3 separate regions of the Mus musculus genome follow, and regions 2 and 3 are each linked to region 1. Evidence: chromatin loops called from intact Hi-C (ENCODE). Cell type or tissue: left cerebral cortex. All regions are shown on one strand.

Region 1 (2,500 bases):
GAAGTGTGAAGGGGGTTGCAAAAACTGCTGGGCACACTGTAAGATGAAATGACAAACTGCGGTGATGACGGTCGTGCCAATCTAGATGAGTCTCCGAAAGGTCTCTGGCAGTACCTAAAAACAAGAGGCCCTACCTCAAATCAGATGGAAGGTGAGGAGTGATATTCTGACTCCTACAAGTGTTTCCATGCACAAATGCAAACGCGTACCTCATACATGCAAAAACGGGTGTGTGTGTGTGTGTGTGTTTATTTTCCCTTTCGTTTTGTTACTTGAGACAGTTTCGCTGAACAATTCTGGCTGGCCGGGAAGTCTCCAGATCGGGACAGCTTTGAACTGTTTCCCTCTGCCTCCCGCCTCCGGAGTGCTGGGATTAAAGGCTTGTGCTGCCCACCTGGTCGCTACTCACCCGGGGCCGGGCGCGCGCGGGGGAGGGGTGTGAGAAGAAATTTTAAAAATAATTTCAAAGCTTAAAAAAAAAAAAAAGAACGATTTGTGACATTGCCTCATACGTCCCGTTTGAAATTACAGAAGAAATAGTCATCAAATGAGAAGATTTCCGGAGGAAGAAAAGAGATTGGTCCAAAAAAAAAGAAGTTTTCAAATAACATACTTAGTTTCTAAGTAGTTATTTAGATAAAGATTACTCTCAGAAGCAAACCAAACCTCTGCTTTGCAAACATTTGTCTACTGTGTGCCAGACCCAGCTGCTTCCTGTTCATCAAATGTGGGTTTTTTTGTAGCTAGAAGTGAAGACCAGAAAAACTTCCTCTGTCAAGTCACCTCCTGGGTTTCCTTTTCTCTGCGTGGCTTACTTAGCATTGCCTGAGTGTTACAGGTGGCCTTTTTATCATTTGAGAATGAGTTTTCAAGTTTTGTTAAAAGTTGACTCAGTGAGATGTGACGCAGCTGCCCCAGAATTCCCTTCAGCATCTGCCTTTATTAAGTACAATGTAAGGAAGACCGTGACCACTCCCTCCCACAGACCAGACGCGGAAATGTGACTTTGTATAACTCGTCCTATGCTCCTCAGCACACAGACACCAGCCTATTTTTCTCTGCACACTGTTCCGCCTTCTCTCTCTTGATCTATTCTCTTAGGCTGTACTCCCCCCCACGCCCAGTTCCCCAGACAGATCTTGTAAGCTCCATCTGTCCTCATTCTAGGATTCCTCAGACAGCTTATAGGCGTGTGGACCTATAAGAACCTCCCAACTCCCAAATTCACGTGGCAGCCAAAGATTTTTTTTTTCTGGCGCTATAGATTTTTTTTTATTTTTTAAAAAGTTCCTTCATAGAATAGACAAAGTAAATATTGAGAATTTCATCAAAAATACAAGTTCTTTGAAAGTGCATAATCATTGAAAATAACCATCTGAAACACAAAACAAATCATCTTGATTGTTTACATAACCATTCTGTCTTTTCAGCCAAGAAAGCTCTAGCTGTTCAAATGTGAACGCCACTAGAAAAGCGACAATAGGGAGTCCCACGGAGCTTTTGCGCAGCGGCGGACTGGGCAGTGCGCTCTTGGCCACGGAAGGTGGCGCTGCTGAGCCTGCGGGGACAGGCTCTCTGGACCCAACCATCCTGGCTAAAAAAGAAACTTGCGGCTTCCACAGTGAATTCCCGGGGGTGACTCCTTTCTAGTCCACCGCAAAGGCGGGAAATAAAGCCGGCCCCCGCGGACAAAGCGGCGCCTCCACCCACGCAGCTGCGGGGAGTCGGGAGGGTAGGGGAGGAGGCGGAGGATGGTTGCCATGGCGACGAGCCAGCATCTGAAGCCGCTGAATGGACTCTTTGTTTTGAAGCCAGCTGACGGGTGGTGCGGTTTCTAAGGTGCAGGGGGAGGCGGGTCTCGCCGGAGTCACTCGGGTTGCGCTGCGGGGACCATCGGCTCCCACGCAGGCCTGCCCTGGGATGGCGCCGGACACCTGCTTCCTGTCCACATCGACTCCGCTAAGGACTGGGCGAGCAGGCTCAGGGAAGCCAAACAGAATCAGTTTGCCGGAAGAAAAACAGAAAGGGAGCTCCTTACAGAGACTAGAAGTGGCCAGCGCTGGCCTCTCCCTTGTGAAAGTTGGTCCCTGGGGCGAGCTGAAGGGGTAGAGATTTCCCTGAGTACTCAATAATCAGTATGTATGGTATGGGGTAGCGAGTGTGAGCGCTGGCGTGTGTATTTGCATTTCAGGAAGTGGTTGCTTAGGCAGCTGTGAGACTAGCGGTTGGGAAATGGAAACTCTCAGAGCAGCCTGTAGTTTTCAGTTTTGCCGTGTGTACTAAGCGCTATGTGTAAAGCAAAAGCAAAAGTTTAAACAAGTTTAAACAAGGAACGTCCGTGTGTTGGAATACCCTCTGTCTACCTAATGGGCTTTGGAACACTGGAGAGCACCCGAAACTTTATTTAATACTTGAATTTTAAAAAATATGCAGGCATAAACTGATACCACTAGCCTGCAGACAGGTCATCAGGCAAACGGAACAGCAAAACCTGCCGTCC
Region 2 (2,500 bases), 70 kb after region 1:
TGTCTTTGATAGATCAATGGATAAACTGAAATACCCTTGCATTCATTATACCTCAAAACAAAACAAAACAAAACAAAACAAAACAAAATGAAAATCATACCATTTGCCACAATATAGATATTACATTAAATAACAAGGCCAGGCAGTACATAAAATATGGCACGTGTATGTACGTATGTGCATACATGCACATGTATATCTCTGTATTTGTGCATTCTAAAAAACAACAGAGATAGAAAATACAGTGTTTATGCAGTAGTACTGTGGAAATGAGATGTCAGCCAAAGATGAAAATCATAGTTACAATGAATAGACAGGCCCAAGGATCCGACACACATTAGGAGGACTGTGGTTCATACTAGCATCTATTAACATCTGAGTTTTTCTGAGAAAGTACATTTAAAGTACTATTGTTACACTGGATCTAAAGTAAGTCAAGAAATGGTGAACACGCTGTACCGTTTATATTCTTACATACATAGTACATGCATTTATAATCAACCATTTCAGTATGCATATTTGTCAAAATAATATCGTATAGTTTAAATCTATGCGATAAAAATAGGGAAAAAGAATCTTAGTTTTGGGACAGTTAGCACAGACAAGTCAAGACAGATCAAATGATCCATTTTTATTGCAGTGTTAAAGAACTGTTTTATGTAGTTATTTTGTGCTCATCATTGAGTCAGGTAGTATATGGATACAAAGGAAACAAACAAATGACAGTATATTGGTCAATGTGCTGGGAAGTACCTGCTGTAATTTGTTGTTAAATTTATGCTGTCGGGTGTTGGGAACTTTTCATATGTCATTTTTCAGGAGAGAATTCTCTTTTATTCTCCTTGTATGTTACATAATTTATTTGGTTTTGTCATTTTTTTTAGATTAAAATATAACTTTGAAATTTCTATGTTTGTTTTGTTTGAGACAAAGTCTAGCCTCAAACTGTGTAACTAAGGTGACCTTGAACTCTGATCTTTTGCCTCTGTATCCAAGTGCTGGGATTCAAGTTGTGTGCCCCTACAATGGATTCTCATTTCTTACCTTTGAAAGAAGACTTTAAAATAGCTGTTTGTTTCGGGTGCCGCCAGCCAAGCAGAGCAGAGCTGGATGAGGAGGAAAAGGAGGCTCACATCTCCCCATAAGCTCTGTGCAAATGTAGTGTCCTGTGTCTAAGTGTTGCAGGTTACGGAGACTTCCTTTCACTTCTCCACCACACCACACTACTTCTCTAGAAAGACTGGTAGTGCATGAAATTAACAAGCGTTGAAAAAATCTTGACTGCTAACATCTTTTGCATTTGTTACATGTCTGTGAAACTATTTATGAAATCATAGGTGTTATTAATCCATGTATACAGCTCTTAAGATGTTCAGACAGTTTCTTCACACCGTCACTGCCAGGTTCAGTGTCAGGTGATAGCAGTTAGGTTGACAGGACACATTGCTGCCGCGCAAGCATGGGGATGTAGTGTAGGTTCCAAGCACCCATGTTTTAAAAGAGCCAGGCCCCATGTACACAGTCAGCATTGGGTATGAGGGTAGACAGGAGAACCCGGGAGCGCAGTGTCTAGCCTGCCTGCTGAATCCACCTTCAGTGAAACACTGTCTCTGAGATCAAGTAAGTGTATGCATGCATGCATGCATGTATGTGTGTTTATGTGTAGGAAGCAGTAGAGGAAGATACTCAATAGTGGCTTTGGTCTCCACGTGCATATATGCATTCATAGCTACATGAATATATACATACACACCACACCCATGCAAAACAGAACAGAACAGAACAGTTACTGTCCTGCACAGCAGAAGGATAGGGGCCAGGGTCACTAGTAGTCCATGGTGAGGAAAGCGCGACCAGGCTACCAGGTGAGCTCAGGCTCCTCCTGCTCTGCCGCTAAACCGTCTCCAGCATCATCTCACGGAGGCCTTCTTGCTGCTTGTACTTTACATTGTGTGTTTCTCTCAGAGATGTGAATGCCTTTTATAAAAGGACGGCTTTTCAGAGCCACTCCAGTGTCTGCAGTTTCTCAAAATAACAAACTCAAAATATGCCAAAGAAGTCTATTTTGGGGTAGCACATTCTGGTCTCCTACTGCCGTCATATTTTTGGGTGGTATATCCTGAGCCCCAGCAGTCTCTGCTGCTTTAGTGAAGGGAAGGTGACATTGAGTGCCGATGAACAAAAATACCAAGTCACTTCTCGGGTTTAGTCAAGCCTCCCTGCCTTTCTCTCATTTCCCTGGTTGGGCAGCCTTCATTTTTTTTTTCCTTTACAGGTTGCATAATTATCTTTCAAGATCGGTTCCTTTCATCAGTGAGCTGTGGTGACAAAACCCACACATAGGACCATTGTGTGTGCTGGGGATTGAGCAATCAAAACAGACCTTTGTCCTAAGGGAGTCCTGACATAGTTTACCCTTTATGTAGAGCACTTAAGTTCAGCCTCTTTAGCCTATTACAGGCGTACTGTAATTACATCTACTCTATTACATTCTCTGCCT
Region 3 (2,500 bases), 88 kb after region 1:
GCTGGAAGATCTTTTGGAGCCGGAGCTATGGGAGTGTGTGAGCTAGCTGCTTTGTGTGGGTGCTGGGAACCAGCTCAGAGCCTCTGGAAGAGCAGCAAGCTCATAACCACTGAGCCATGTCTCCAGCCACCTGGGACTGTACTCTTGCCATCACTTCGTTTCCCTCACGATACCATGCCTGAGAATAGTCCAGTTTCCAGCCATCTACGCTGGGACCCAGCCGTTAACCTTTAGGTACTTAGATACAGCAGAAGGCTTTAGCAATAGGTATTTTCAACCATGCTTCACATCTGCTAAAAGTTAAGTTCTTTCAATTGCATCTATCTGTGGGAAAATTAATTTGGAGTTATATTTACCTGATTATTGGAGAAGAAAGGGTCAGGACAAGCAATGTCCTGAAAAATCTCTGGGAGACTCAAAGAGGTAAGATCTAAGCTGTCACTTCACGGGGCAGACTTGAGAGAAGTTTATGGTGGTTCATGTAGAGTGCTCTTCCTGGATGAGAGAAGTAGTGTCAGAAGTGGATTTAACTTTGAGAATAAGCAGTACTCAATGCACAATTTTTAATTCTTAGATTTGTCTTGCAATAAAGTTGTTAAGGTGAGTTATTTTTATGACACTAGATAAGAAAACTCAATTTTTTTTAATGTGGGCACAGTAAGTATGAAATAGTGAAATTTTAATTTCAGTAAAAATTAATTATTAATAGTCGATTTAAATAGTTTTGATTTTTGTGGAGCACTTCAGTTGCTTTTCTAAATTTAGTCAGTAGTCCCCATACAAGATAGCCCAGGGGGAGAGTTTCATAGACACAGGTAAAAATAAAGGGGTCAAAGTAAGGGCAATCAAGGCATAGCATGCTTAAGTCATCTGCTTTGTGAGAATGGGGCAGGTAAAACAGCTGGGGCTATTTTGTTAATGTGCTAAAATTACATACACGCAGAGTGCTGTAGAACCATATCACCACTGTCCATTCCCAAAACCTTTGTCCCCTCAGTCATCTTAGACCTGACCTGTTAACCGGGAGCCTACTCCTCTGCCCGTGCACTCAGGACTTCCTGATTTCGGGAGTTGCTGTAGGCTCCTATGACGCACTGTGGATTGAACAGTGACTTGTAGGCCAGTTACTTTTCTTTTGCATGTTTAACAGACACTTTGCATTCAGGCCTGGAAGACCTATGCAAGCATTATCTCTCTCTCTTGTCTCATGTTCAGAGTGACTGCTCTTTGTTAGTGTCATTGTTACATGAATTAGATACTTCTTAATATACCTTTTTGTTTTGAAACTGGATCTTGCTGTGTACTTATTCAGATTTTTTTATCTTAATTTTCACTAGGCTTTACAAGATAGTATTTCAAGTGATGGATTTGGAAATCTCAAAATGTTCCTTATGTAAGATATAATAAAGTTTGTGTCTAGAAGTTATTCCATGATCTAAATTTTTAATAGACAAAGCTACTGGGCTAATTTTTTTTTACTGTTGGTGTTTTTCAAAGATGGTTTAAAAAGTTCATATGTTTGTTTCAATACTGCCATCTGGTGACTATTGAGGATATTTCAACATGGGCTTAAACTTGGCTTACAACCCCATAATGTCATACAATTGAATGTAGGTTTTACAGGGGGAAAAAAAATCAGTGAGCTAGGTGTTTGTGGCAGTGCTAACCTGTGTGGCATTGTGCAGTTTCACTGCATCCTTGGTTCTGAAGCTACACTAGCAGCATGTACTGCCTGAGAGCTCCCACTTACAACCCCAGTGAACATTACTCAAAGGGCCTCAGTTCAGATCTGGACGGGGCCATTGTGTGTTATCAACTGTAGTGTTTTTATCCTACAGTTAAATGTTTCTACTGCTGTAGAAACATAATGGTTTAATTATGGAAAATAATGACCACTAGGATGTTACAACTGCCATTCTTTCACATGTGAATATCAAACCAGTGCATCTTTGGAATGTATTGTATTGGAGTAGTTGCTTTTTAAACTTACTATTTTTAAATGTTTAAAAGTTAATAATATTTAAATTTGAGTTGCTGACAAATTTCATAAAAAGTTGTATGGATTTTGGCTTGGGTTTAGGACAGAGTTTCCAATAATTTCTAAAATGGCCTTAATTATACGTCTGACATTTTATACTATATATTAGGGTGAAACAGCATTTCCACAATTATAAAATCAAAATATTGGTAAACTTTGAATAATGTTGACATTGCTATGTCCTGCATTTTTAGATATCCAGCCAAGATTTAATTCCTTATGTAAAAATAAACAAACCTGTATATCTTACTGTGCAAATTTACTTTCATTTTTAATGAATGGTAAAAATAACTGTGCCAAAGACCTGTCTTAAATTTCATTATTACCTACTATCACTATATATTGAGTTTGTATGTCTACTTTTTGTATCTATATAACTGGGAATGTTTAAAAAATTTGAGGGACAAAGGTGATCACAGGTAAAATGAAGCCCTGACATAAGGCAACAGCCAAGAAGTACAG

The links. Peaks named below come from ENCODE experiments on the same cell type or tissue, not always from the same donor. Only the 100,000 strongest peaks of a DNase experiment are listed, where the experiment ranks them.
Region 2: it touches region 1 in a loop (6-fold over the local background); 17 of 42 quality-filtered maps call a loop at or near these places.
Region 3: a loop joins it to region 1, with 6 times the contacts of the local background. A loop is called at or near these places in 24 of 42 quality-filtered maps.

Annotation. Positions count from the first base shown.
Region 1 is chr8:22,806,406-22,808,905 of GRCm38, forward strand. It overlaps a transcript of Ap3m2 not described here. Among named protein-coding and RNA genes, the nearest start is that of Ap3m2, 2.0 kb to the left of the region's middle. In left cerebral cortex, CTCF peaks have their summits at 1,539 and 2,271; DNase peaks (open chromatin) are centred at 84, 359, 1,050, 1,661 and 1 more place; H3K4me3 peaks cover 2,495 bases; H3K27ac peaks cover 2,314 bases.
Region 2 is chr8:22,876,112-22,878,611 of GRCm38, forward strand. The region is part of intron 3 of Kat6a (K(lysine) acetyltransferase 6A); the gene reads left to right. Among named protein-coding and RNA genes, the nearest start is that of Gm46036, 17 kb to the left of the region's middle. In left cerebral cortex, no CTCF peak of the experiment used is centred here; DNase peaks (open chromatin) are centred at 1,181 and 2,067; H3K27ac peaks cover 2,399 bases.
Region 3 is chr8:22,894,759-22,897,258 of GRCm38, forward strand. The region is part of intron 3 of Kat6a (K(lysine) acetyltransferase 6A); the gene reads left to right. Among named protein-coding and RNA genes, the nearest start is that of Gm46036, 36 kb to the left of the region's middle. In left cerebral cortex, a CTCF peak has its summit at 1,550 (motif pointing left); a DNase peak (open chromatin) is centred at 1,570.